Regions from separate parts of the Mus musculus genome. Here region 2 is linked to region 1. The links are chromatin loops, found by intact Hi-C in ENCODE. Cell type or tissue: left cerebral cortex. All regions are shown on one strand. Each heading gives the region's core, and the rest is flanking DNA. Links, peaks and the distances in the headings are about the cores only.

Region 1 (8,196 bases), core at 1,893-6,892:
GTAGAACTGCACAAAAGTGACGATGAGATAACCATGTCACAGAGTCAGTACTGGACTGCCTTGAAATTTCTGCTAAATACATTAGTCCATTGCTTTTTCAATTTAGCCCCAGGCAAGTTCTGAAGAGAAGGCTAGAAAGCAGATGATTTTTTTTTATTTTATTTTTTACCCAATTATCACAATGGTCTGTATCCTAGTTGCTAATATTGTTCTGCCTCTTACGCTGGGCCTCCATGGTCCATACTGATCTCTCCCTGTCTTCGAACTGTCTTTCAAGCTCCTACTAGGATAGCCTGTAAAACCCCACTTATGATGTTTAAAAATCTCCAGATCTTCCACATTCCTCTAAAAGAACTGCATGGTTGGGTTTGTTGCAGCAACAGCCCCCTTCCTGGTACCTGTTACATTCGTTACTTTTCTATTGATGTGATAAAACACCGTAACCAAGGCAACCTGTAAAACAGTGTTTAATTGAGCTTATGGTTTTAGGTGGTTAGAATCCATGATGGTGGCACAAAGGCTCAGCTGCAGAGACTGCTGAGAGCCCACATCTTGATCTACAAGCAAGAGACAGGGAGTGCATTGAGGATGTCTGGAGGTTTCTGAGGCCTTGAACACTTCCTCCAACCAGGCCACACCTCATAACTCTTCCCAATCGGTTTCACCAATGAGGGGCTGTGGGAATGTGTGACCGTAGAGAACATAAGATAGCCACTGAAAGACCTTGCTAGAATAGCATGCTGGGGAGCTTCCTCTAGAAGGTTGTGACTAACACTCCCTTCCCAGAATGACCCAGCAAAACAAGGCTTACAAGAAAGCCCCGACTATAAGGCAGGTGCAGATAATAACCAAGAATGCTTCAGTTCCCTCTTTTGGTGACTAAGACATCACCTCACCCAGGGTCATCAATGCTGCTTAGGGAAGGTCATGAAACACTTGCCTCTCAGGAAGGGAGAGGCTAATTACCATTTTTAAAGGGGTGAAAGAAAAGGTCAGCTCTGCCAACAGTGGGCTTAAATAAACTTGCGTTGTTAACAAGTCCTACCCTTAAACTGTATAGAAAGTGTGTGCTTAGGAGATTCAGGGGCACCTCTGCCCCATTGCAGGACAGCCCCAGCTCGCAGGATCAATAAACCTCTTGCTTGTTTCATTGATCTCCATCTCTGTGTTTCTGTGAGTGGAACATCCCAGACGTAAGGCTCTTCAGGTCTTACAGGGTCAAGGATTGACACTTATGAGCTGACAGAGACCATTCTCACTATACATTATAGTCATCAACCAAAAGAAAGCAACACAGGCTTGCCCACGGGCCAGTCTGGTGAAAGTACTTTCTCAGTTGAGCTTCCCTCTTCCAAGATGACTCTAACTTGTGTAAAATAGACTTGAAACAGTCTGCACGACCATATCTTTGGGTAGTTATCCTAAGGCAGAGGTTCTCAACCTGTGGAACATGACCCCTTTGGGGATTGTATAGTCTATATTTTGCATAAAAGATACTTACCTTATGATTCATAACAGTAAAAAAAACTACAAGAAGGTTGAACAGCATATGAGATGCATTCAGATTTTGGTTGAAATTTATTTAATGATTAGGAGGATTAAACATCTGTTCATTTACTTATGAATCAAATATTGGTCACATACAGAAATATCTGTTCAAATTGTTCTTTGACTTTACATTTAGAAGCACAGTAAAGAACAAATTCTTTAGGTTGATGGTGTCTGAACTCTGATTAGTCTCTAAGCAGCAGAACTAAAAGGAGCAGGAGGCCGTCTCAGAACACCCTTCACTTGACACTTGCCCTAGTGTGTTAACCTTTTATGTTGATGAATCTTCTTATTTTTTCTTTGCTAAAAAAAAATCATAAATTTGCTCATAATTCAACAGTGCAAAGTCAAAAAGACATAAAAATGTAATAGGTTTGTCTTAGGGTTTTACTGCTGGGAGCAGACACCATGACCAAGGCAAGTCTTATAAACAACATTTAATTGGGGCTGGCTTACAGGTTCAGAGGTTCAGTCCATCATCATCAAGGTGCAAGCATGGCAGCATCCAGGCAGGCATGGTGCAGGCAGAGCTGAGTTCTACATCTTCATCTGAAGGCTGCTAGGAGAAGACTGGCTTCCAGGCAGCTAGGATTGGGGATCTTAAAGCCCATGTCCCAGAAACACACCTACTCCAACACATCTCCAAATAGTGCCACTCCCTGGGCCAAGCATATTCAAACCATGACAAGGTTAAAATTGTAAGCCCTTCCCTTGAAACTCAACAACTCAACTAACTACCTTCCTTACATACTTCTGCCGTTCCTGAGTTTTGTGCATTTCTCTCATTAGCTAATAGGCAGAGATACATTTTTTAAACACAAATATTTTTCCTTAATCTGTCTTGGAAACTGTTCCATATTAGCCTGGTGATGGTTCCATATTAGCCTGGTGATGGTGCCACCAGCTCCTTTGGCTTTCTAGACATCATCTTACCGTGTAGCCTTAGCTGGAACTTGCTGTGTGAACCAGACTAGGCTTGAATTGCAGCAAATCTTCTGGCAAGCCTCCTACCGACCTCTGTCTGCTGTGTGCTGGGATAACGGATGTGAGCCACCACACCAGGTCCCGCGTTTCTCTTCTTAACATCTGAAAGTGTTCGGTTCGTGGACGTGGCATCTTCTATTCAGCCACATCCAAGGTCTATTCTCTTGGATGTTTAGGCTCCCCAGTGTCTTGCCATAATGAATGCCAATATGTTGAATAGCACTGTATTCTTAAGCAAACTAAATGGGTGTGTCACCAGAAAATTTGGAGAATCCCAACTCAGCCTCCAAATGATACCAGGAAAGTGAGGGTCCCTTTTTGAGATTCTTAGTCTCATTAGTAACAGAGTTTAAGAATAGACTCTAATGGAAGATTGAGCCCAATTTATTAGAGTCTAAAAGGAAAAGCCTAGAGCAGGTAAACTGTCAATCTCACAGTTGCCTAGAGGTGGGGGGAGGGAGGGGAACGGAGGCATAGTATGGAAAAGAGAAGGAAAACAACAACAACCATATTGTTTGAAAAGAGGGGAACAGAGGTCAGTCACATGGTTGGAGGGGAGCTTTAGAGAAAGAGTAAGGAAGCCCAGAGTTGTGGAAAGCCGGTACGTGCTGCGAGCAATCGCATGTGTGCCGCCAGTAATCTCTGAGGAGAGCTGTGTGTGCCGCGAGCAATCGCCATTATAAGATGGCGTGGGCCTCCGCTGTGCCTAACTAGTAAACAAGCTTTGTACGCAGGTGCAAGAGTGAATTCACTCCTAGTCACTCCCATTCTCGGGGTGTAATAGTGGGGTGATGGGCAAGCAACGAATCGGGAGCTGTCACGCCATATCAGGTGCTGAAACGTCACGCTGCGGGTTATAAAAGCAGCGCCATTTTCCCGGTTCGGAATCTTCCTGAGAAGCAAGCAATAAAGCTTTTGCCGCGGAAGATTCTGGTTTGTTGCGTCTTTCTTGCCGGTCGAGCGGGACGCAATACAGAGTATTGAGGAGACCACAGTGGGCTCTGACCAGCATCCGAAAGAAAAAGACAGACGAGATGGGTGGGGTGGGGGAAGTGGGGATGGGAGTGGGGTGCAGACCCACAGGAACCTCACAGGGGCTCACAGGGTTGCCCCTAGTGTGGCAAAAATTCTGGGAAGAAAATCTATGTTATCCTCAGAGGAACCCTCCCACCTAGGGGGCGTTTCTGCCTTGTTAGATTAACTGGAGAAAAGGTCACTCCTCCACCTAGAGATAGAGTCCCGTGTTTTATTACAGCAGGGAGACAGCAAGCCATTTGTTAGCGGTAAAGCTAAGCGAAGTTAATCACCTCACCTATGTTTGTGTTCCTCACAAGTGTTAATAGCATTAATTCTCTCTCCTCTCTCCCTGCCCTTCTCCCTCTCCCTCTTCCCCTCACCCCCGTATGTGTGTGTGTCTGTGTGTATACATGTGTGGGCATATGGTGTGTGTGAGTGCACACATGTACCGCGGCATACTTGTGGAGGTCAGTGGCCAGCTCCAGGTGCCTGGATTCCACCTTGCTTGAAACACAGTCTCTTGTTCCCGCTCTGCAGGCCTGGCTAGCTGGCCTGAGTTTTGGTGGAGTCTTACTCTGTCTCTCATCCCTCAGTAGGAGGATGCTGGGAATGTGTGCTACCTTGTCTGTTTTTTTCCATGGGTTCTGGACATTGGAACTCAGGTCGTCATACAGGCATGGTAAACACTCTGCCCACAGAGCCATCTTCCCAGGCCAGCAATAACTTTCAAAGATTCTCAAGGCCAAGTGTAAGGGAGTAGATACTTTACCCAAGACAGGAGTGGTGGCAGCTGCCTTTGACCCCAGCACTCAGCAGGCAGAGGCAGGAGGATCTCTTTGAGTCTGAAGACAGCCTGAGCCACGTAGAGAAAGCCTATCTCAAAAAGAAAAAAAAATTAGTCTTGGAGCTGGAGAGTTGGCTCAGTGATTAAGAGCTCTTACTGTTCTTGCAGGTTCAAGGCCCAGCTCTGTGACTTCTGGAAAACCACCCATATATACAAAATAATAAAATAAATCTTTAGAAAATATAAAAAACAACAACAAAGCAATAGTTTAATACTTGTGCACAACAAAATATAACACACTATATACCATAAAATTGCGATTATATACCATCAAAATGATTCTTTAAAGATTGAATGCCACTAGCAACGAGCTCATGCTAACTGAGGAAGAGTTTCCCGATCATAAATCTATTTTAGAACTGAAATTCATTGTACTGAAATCACCCTGAGTGAAAACACCCACACCCTCACCTGTTTGAGCGAATATTCAGTACACTGAGCACAGCTGAGTATGTTGCGTACTCACCTCGGGCAGTTTTGGGCATCCGTTATTAGTGGGGTGGTCCTTACTAGGCTATTCAACCAAGCACCCCAGACCACAAGCCCCCATTCTTCCAGGAAGCCTGCACTGCTGGATGGTGACCCATTCATGCTCCACCACTGCCCTCTAGTGTCTGGTATGCAATCCCAGCCTAGCATTTACCAGTTTTCTCAGCACAGCTAATGCTCTCTCCATGAGAGCAAGGATGACATTCTGCCCCTGTGTGTGCTCAGCTCCCATCATAATGCCTAACTGAGATGCTCACACATAAACATCTGTATTGTGAATTCATCTCTAACCAAGCAAACGCAGGGAACGGATAGATTCCTAGGTTCCATCATTAAGTTCTTCTAACCCTCTCTGTACCTTTTATTTTTGTCATGTCTCACGCTATTGCTGTGTTTATTATGTTTATCCTCTTGGCCTCTGGCCATCGTCCTTTCTATCTCTCTGCAGCCTGAGCACGTAAGACGGAACTTCAAAATAAGTGAGGGGCAGAGGTCTCCATGGCGTGTGTCTATAGCTTTAGTGATAATCTTTCTTGACAGGCAGGCTGGAAATTCAAAGGCATATTTTGTTTCCCTTTCAGCTCCTGCCTTCTGAATTGAGTTGTAAGTCTGGTGAAAAAGTTACTGCTATTTTGTATGTCTGCAAATCTCACGAAAAGTCTGGCTATGTGGCCAGCCCAAGCATAGGAAATAGAGGGATGTACATTACAGTGTAAGAAATTAATGCACGTTTATTGAAAGGCATAAGAATGGCCCAGAGCATGCCACCATTGGCTTTAGTAATGCTGGCAGAGGTGTAAGCCCTTGTTCTGGCCCTTCTGCACAGCTTACACCCCCTCGGGAGGGATTGTTCATGCACTATCGAGTTTATGGATGGAGACGGTGAGGCTTACAGGGATCAGCAGCTTTCCAAACCTGGCAGCAGGTTGTGAAACTTTCGAAAACCCAGATCTGTTTGATTCCAGTGGCTACATTCATGACAGTTCTAACTGCTGGCCCAAGCGGCCCCTGGCCTCATCATGGCTGAGACTGTCACCCAGGAATCTGGCAAGACTCCTCAATGCACTCCAGCTTGTGGGCTGGTCCCCACCTCCTGCTCTTTCTTGGACAAACTGCTCTCAAGCCATGCTGGGTTCCTTTTGTGACAGCGCCATCTTGGCTGGGAAGACTGGGCTTCTTCTTTCTTTTAATTCTGTGCTTACTATGTTCCTTCCTCGGGGAAGGTCTTTCCTGAGCACCTGAAGTCAGCCTGCTCTGATTTCTTAAAAATGACATTGATAGTCTTAAAAAAAAAACTTTATTCATTTTTATTTTAAATATATATGAGAGTTTCTCTGCATGTAAGTGTACCATGCAGTGCTTATAGACACCAGAAGAGGGCAGCAGATCTCCTGGAATTGAAATGGGAGGCAATTGTGAGCTGTTGTGTGGGTGCTGGGAACAGAACCTGGACCTCTGCTAGAGCCACAGATGATGTTAACCAACAAGTTGTTTCTCCAGGCCCAACCCAATTCTTTTAATTAGTTCTTATGGATAGTCTCTCCCATTTGGTAGTAAGTACCAGTAATTTGGGGTGCACTTCTTATGCCCAAACCTGTGCCTGGCACACCACACCCAGTATCTCCCTGTGCTAGCACATTCATTCCTTTATTATATGTCAAAATTCTTAAAGCTGACATGTGTTGAACAGCACTCCCATGCTTGGACCATGCCAGATATTTTGCACTGTGGTTGCATTTATTAGTCTGCCCTGGCCATATGAGATATATTGGATATATGGTATATATGGTATATATAGGATATATGTGTGTGTGTATATATACATATAAATAACATTACATTATATATACAATATATACCCCATATACCACATATATTGTATATTTTATTTTATATACATATACATTATATACATATACATATTTATGTATAAAACAAAGCTAAGGAACATTCTTCCCCCGCCCCCAGTATGAGAGGCTGAGCAGAGTCGGAACCACGTAACCCATCTTGCTCCCTGACTTGATTTTTCCTACAGAGCTCTCCGAGTCTTCTGAGTTCTTTGTGACAAATATTGTCTCCTCTTTTTTTGCACTGATGGCATTTTGATAAGTTATTACAGACAGCGACAAAACTGGATGTGGGGCTTTTCAGTGCGACCTCCTAAGGGCCAGGCCAGGCGATTACATAACCCGAAGGTTTTATTCGGGGCCCTTCAGATCTCTTACTCTGACAGACGGCTTGTCAGGAATAAGTAACTTGGGGTGCGAAACGGCAACTGCGTGTTCCAGCCCACTTTCCGGTCATGGAAAAGCCTCCCACAGATTTTTGCTGATGTGCCATCAGGATTTTTGGTTTTCACATGTAGCGTTTGTAACTGCCATCCTTGAGCTGTTCGCTAGCTGCGGGTGACATCAGGGTGCTCTGGGCAGGCAGGTATCAGTGTCCCCAAGCCTTGGTAGAATCTGCTCATGAGGCAGGGAAGCCAGCAGGCACGCCACAAACCCACCTTGCCCTCCCCTTCTCTCCTTCTTTGAGGGAGGGTAGAGGGAAGCAGTTCACCGCAAATGAAAAGAACTCAGAATTAATATTGACTCCAACTCCCACAAGGCATCAATGTGGTGGTCGGGATTTTTATTAAAAATGAAAATTTGCAGAGACTAGAAAGCCTCACAGAGGCTGGGGAGAAGGGGAAAGGGAGGAGAACGGAAGATGCTGATCAAAGAGTACAAAGTTTCAGCTAGAATAAAAAATAATAACTTTTAGTGGCCTGTTGTAATGCCTGTTAATAATTCTGAATTTATTATGTATTTCAAATTTGCCAAAAGAATAAAATTATAATAGTCTCACCCTAAAGAGGTGATAAAGGCTTCAGATAATAGATACACAAACTACTCTGATGTGCTAGGTATGTACACATATACAAAAGAATCACACTGTCCCCCATAAATATGAGCAATGGTTACAGCTCATTAAATACAAAATAAATAAAAACCTGGGAAGCCAGTGAGTTGACGAGCTGATAGATATGCTAATTAGCTTGATTGACTCTGTAATGTACGCATGAAGCTCTCACATTTTACCCTATAAATAAACACGATGACCTGTCAGTTAAAAATAAAAAAATATATATACATATTTCCCCCACACACAAAGAAACGTTTTGGCATCTATTGACTAGCAAACCCTTCAGTTTCTCTAAATTTGTTCCTAGTTTCTTTCTTGCCCCAAACACCCACAGTTTCATGAAGCAGGGTGGGAAGTGTTACTTGGGCCGCTTTGTTTTTTGGAAAGCAGACAGTGAATGTGTCACCTGG
Region 2 (5,000 bases), core at 1-5,000, 260 kb before region 1:
TGACACCTAATTGTCTCTCCTATCCTGGATGGGGTCCCAAAATTGAAAGAGCGTGCAGTAAAAATGAAGGAAGTCTGGATGAAGTTGGGTTGTAGATAATGATGGTATATTAATGTTGGTTCATTAGTTGTGATAAATGTGCCATACTAATATAAGATGTTAGTAGGAATAATGAATATAAGTTACTTGAGAACTTTATACTAACTTACTTTTTTCAACTTTGTGTGACTAAAACCTCTTTTTAAAAATAATCTGTTAAAATGTTATCAAAGACATTTATGCCATGAAGATCTGCATGTGGATGATTTATGGTGAGCATGAAAAGATGCTCACCATAATCTGTTATTAGAGAAATGAAAATCAACACCACACTGAGATAAGCCTGCCTGCACAGTCCAAATAAAAAAGGGGGGGGGTAGAGTTGGCTCTTTGGCTAAGAGCACTGACTGCTCCTCCAGATGACTCAGGTTCAATTCCAAGCACCCACATAGTGGCTCACAACCATTTGTAATTCCAGTTCCAAGGAACTCAGTGCCCTCTTCTAGCCTCTATGAACAATGCACACTCAAGGTGCAGGCATACATGCCAGCAAATGCCCATATACATAAAATAAAAATAATTTTATGTTTTGATAAGAATATAGAGGAACTAGTGCTAGTGGGAAAATGGAAGGTACAGTGGCCTTGAAGAACAGTTTATCCCTTCTTCAAAAAGTTAAAAATAGACTTATCATATGATTCAGAGATTCTACCCAAGAGAAATCAAAAATAAATGCACTAAAAAAGTTTTACCCAAATTTTATAACAGTGTTAACTGATGGGTGAATGAAATGTGAATACATACAATAGATATTATGTGGCCATAATATGAAATTTAATATATGATGAACCTTTACACATGAGGCTAAATTAAAGAAGCTGGCCATGAATGGCTACATTGTATGTGACTCTGTGCGAAATATCAAAAATTGGCAAATCTTCAGAGCTAGCAGTTACTTACTGTTTGGAGCTTGTGAGAAAATGAAGATGTGGACTCAGGATTTCTTTTGGGAATGAGTAACATGTTCTAAAATAGATTTTGCAGATGGCTGTACAACTCTGGATATATTAAATGATCTTGAACTCTATACTTCAAATATGGAAATTGTATGGTAGCTGAATTATATTGCAGTAAGTTTTTTTTATGTTGAGCTTTAAAGCTTTAAAAGTCCCAAATGATTTGTCATAGAAAATGAGTAGCTCAAGTTTTATACCACATTAATAGAGAACTTTGTCAAGGAAATATCCTACGCATTTTCACATTTCCCTAATCATCCTGAGAGGTGAACAATCAAGGAAGAATTTGTAAGGAAGTGATGCATAATTTAAATACTAAGTGGATTTATCCAGAGTTGGGGAAGAGCCATTCAAGCAGAAAGTGAGGGACCCTGAAAGATGAGGTCTGGGGGAAGTGAGATCCCCTGTGGTAAGCTGTGGGTGCCACTTTCTTGCCTATAACTCGAAACATCCCCTTCATCATTTCCCTTGCCCTCACTTATCTCCTGTTATCATATACCTAACCTATTTTATATCTGATTGTTCACCTTGTCTACCCACAATAGAATGGGACCTCCATAGGCAAGGGCTCTTTTTATAGCATTCACTGCAGTAGCCCCAACTGAGTAGGACCTCAGTTGTAAATGTTCTCAGTTGTAAAGTGATTGCTGAAGGTGTGGTCATGATTCTGCTCAGAGCTAGCAGGAATAAAAACAGATATGGGAAGTAAGACGGAGTTTAAAAACCAGCTCAACTTAAGTAATGGTTGAATGTCAGAGGCAGAGGAACGGGAGTTAAGGATGACCCTGGAGCATCTACACACAGAATCAGCAAGTAAGGTAGGGGAACGGGGAGGACTGGGCTACAGTGTGAGGATATGTGTAAGATGCCTGTGGGACTTCAGAGCAGATGTGTCTAAGACACAACAGGAAGCTTAACAGAAAGGGTGGGAGTAAACAAACAGACCTGGGGAAGCGTCAGCATGGAGCCATCCAACCTCGGAAAGGAAGGGTCCATAGGCCAAGGGCAGTAAGATGGTGATGCATAAAGCCAGCAGAGCACAGAGCACACAGCCATGCTGCTACCTGAGTAGAAATGCTACTTCCCCTGTCAGTGCACAGATCAGCCTCCTTCAGGATGAATGAAAGCCATGTCTCTTTTTAAGTCACCCACATCCCACGTGAGCTCGCCTACCCAGATTCTTCCTCGAGGTACCAGGAGCCCAGCCCAGAAACTAAACGTGCTAAGTGGGACCCCTGCTTCATCCTTGACCTTTGTACTTTGCTAAGTCTAGGAATGCCCTCGGCCATGACTGAGAATGTCGAATTCCTCCCTTGGGGGCTGTTGTGTATACTTATCTTCTACAGGCTTATTGCAGAGGGACATTGTTTTGGTTTTTTGCAAAAAGGTTAAGTTTTCCTGGAGTGACCGGGGCATAGCTTGCTATAGGATTAGCGATGCCGTGCTGCCACCTACTGGAAGCACCCACAGCTGTCAGGACAGACCTGTGACTGAAGACTTCAGTGCCTGGGCTGAACACTGACTGCTTCCCCTTGCAGACTCCTTTGCTCGGCCAGAAACAAAATATTCCCTGCATCTGTTTCCGCAGTCATTTTGAAACCAGCTTTATCCTGCCACCAGTCATGTCTGCCCTTCCAATCCCAACCTTTTTTGCAAGCTTCGCTTTAAAGGGCTTCATCTGACCAGTTTCTGTTTGGATTTGTGGTCACATGAGGCCAGTCTTCTGCCAAACATTCTTTTAATAATGATGACCTCTAGAAGCTCTGAGAAGGAGCTTTAATTCAGCGGTGATAATAAAGCTAGCTCTGACTCCTGGCAGCCAGGAAAAACAGGCAAGTGATGGGTTTTATAGCTTTTACTGCCTGATATAAAAAAAAGGTACCTGTTAATAAAAGTCAGTGATAAAACAAAAATGAGTATAATTTGATATCCAAGAGTGTTTTCTTAAGGACCGTCTATTACATTATTTAAATAATGTTACTTTTCTTGAATTTAACCTTCTTTTGACTTTGCTACCCATTTCTGCCTATACCGTTTTCTTCTGGTCTTGCCTCTCTTAAGTTTATTATACTTAGAGTAGATCTCATACATTGCAGAAACTAATTGGTCTCTAATTAATGGTTTAATTGGGGCTTTTTGGATGCAGGTGAGCATGCCTCACCAGCCTGCATAGCCTCCAGAGCGCCTGAAAACAATGAGAACTCATAATCTCCCCAGAAAAATGCCTGCCTCTAATTAAGGTCTGAGTTCTCCGAGACATGCCTCACGTGTGAAGGCCTTAGTTAAATAAGATTTCCTTCTTGTCGTGATAGCATACAGTCAGTTTCTAACTTGGGGTTCCTCCCAATTCCTGGCAGACAATGGATCTGTTCACTGTTGCTTATTTGCTGGCACTGGCATTGCTCAGAGAATACCATAGATGGCAGATGCTATTATGCAATGAAGATCCCAGGGAATAGAAATGAGAAATAACTTGCCCAAGATCTCCCATCAGATTGTCTTTATGTATCCTTCGGTGCCTCTTTGGTCTCGTGCTTAAGAAATTAAGTTAGCCTTCCGTGTGAGGCTGTTCTTCTGCCTGAAAGGACTGGGTTACATTGTTCTATGTAAAAATTCCAAGAACTATCACTTATTGATTTTAGTAGAATTCTTACTGAAAAATTGGAAGCTGGAAGCTGACCCCCTTCTTGTTTTATAAATAAAAGTTTAGTGTTGAAACTAACATGTTTAAAATTCAGAAACACAGACCAATGAGACAGCTCATCCAATAAGTGGCTGAGGCAGGAGTACCTGAGCTCAGTCCCCAGAACCCGTATAAAAATAGCTGAGTGTGGTAGCCCACACTTGTAATCCCAGCACTGGGGAAGAGGAGATAGGTAAATTCCTGAGGCTAAGTCCAATCCCCCTCACTTAATAAGCTCCATCTGTCCAAAAGGAAGTTAGAGACACCTGAGGACTGAGGCCCAAGGTGGTTCTGAAGCCCACCCACACCCTAGTTCCCCAAAATAAAGACTCTGAGACTTCTTATATATGAATAAATGCCTAGACCCTTTGGCTTGTTTCTGCTAGCTGATAACTCAGCTATTCTGTTTAAACTAGTCTGAGGCCTGCCACATGGTTAAGTTTATCTCATCTCAGGTTCATATGACTGGCTTCCTCAAAGTAAAGGACAAATTTTCCCAAGCCTGACCACACATACACACACACACACACACACACACACAGAGTACCTTCTGCATTCCTCTGCATTGCTTTCCCCCTTTCCTAATCTGAAAAGACCAAACCCAGATGCTGAAAGGAAGCCACATGGCATGGTGAGCAAAATGGCTTTGCTCTCAAGTCTTCCCTAATGTGTCTTTGTAAGCTAGAGCTTTCTAATTTTCTATATTCTGAAATTGATGTTTTATGTGCTTAATTTTCACATTTTCCTATATTTTAATGTTTTATGACTCATTTTTATTAGCACATTCTCCCTCCCCACATAATCATAAATGTCTTATAACTAGTCACCAGGATTGTATTTAGTTTCATTTCTGGGTATCTATAGTTTATTATGTAGTTTATTTTCTCTTCTCTTTGTAATAGGCTTATATAAATTGAAAGTATTTATAAACATGGTCTAGACTTGAAAGTATGTTTAGTATACACGAATTTACATGTGTTTAGAGAACATCCATCAATAAATACAAATAGTTTGCCAAGAAATTATTTTTATACCTAGCCTTATAGTCCTGTGGGAATAAATTGTTTTCTCTAAAACAAGGGTAGCTCCAAAATAGATTTGGTGTAAATTGTCCATGTATGCTAATGAAAATGTACTACTATGGTAAAAATGAGCATGCTTATAGCTGAGCTTGATATATGCACTGTAGCAAATGCTTTCTCCACGTTGGTTCTTTGAAATTGTGTGTAGATGTTACAGTCACATGTTGTGAATAAAATGGA

The links. Hi-C counts contacts between places; a loop is a spot of excess contacts. Peaks named below come from ENCODE experiments on the same cell type or tissue, not always from the same donor. Only the 100,000 strongest peaks of a DNase experiment are listed, where the experiment ranks them.
Region 2: it touches region 1 in a loop (5-fold over the local background); 3 of 42 quality-filtered maps call a loop at or near these places.

The regions. Positions count from the first base shown.
Region 1 is chr6:34,188,921-34,197,116 of GRCm38, forward strand. No RefSeq gene overlaps it. Among named protein-coding and RNA genes, the nearest start is that of Gm32533, 4.2 kb to the right of the region's middle. In left cerebral cortex, for the core only: CTCF peaks have their summits at 5,004 (motif pointing left) and 6,240 (motif pointing right); a DNase peak (open chromatin) is centred at 4,995.
Region 2 is chr6:33,927,406-33,932,405 of GRCm38, forward strand. All of the region lies in intron 17 of Exoc4 (exocyst complex component 4), which reads left to right. Among named protein-coding and RNA genes, the nearest start is that of Gm13853, 63 kb to the right of the region's middle. In left cerebral cortex, for the core only: a CTCF peak has its summit at 2,521 (motif pointing left); a DNase peak (open chromatin) is centred at 2,517; H3K27ac peaks cover 880 bases.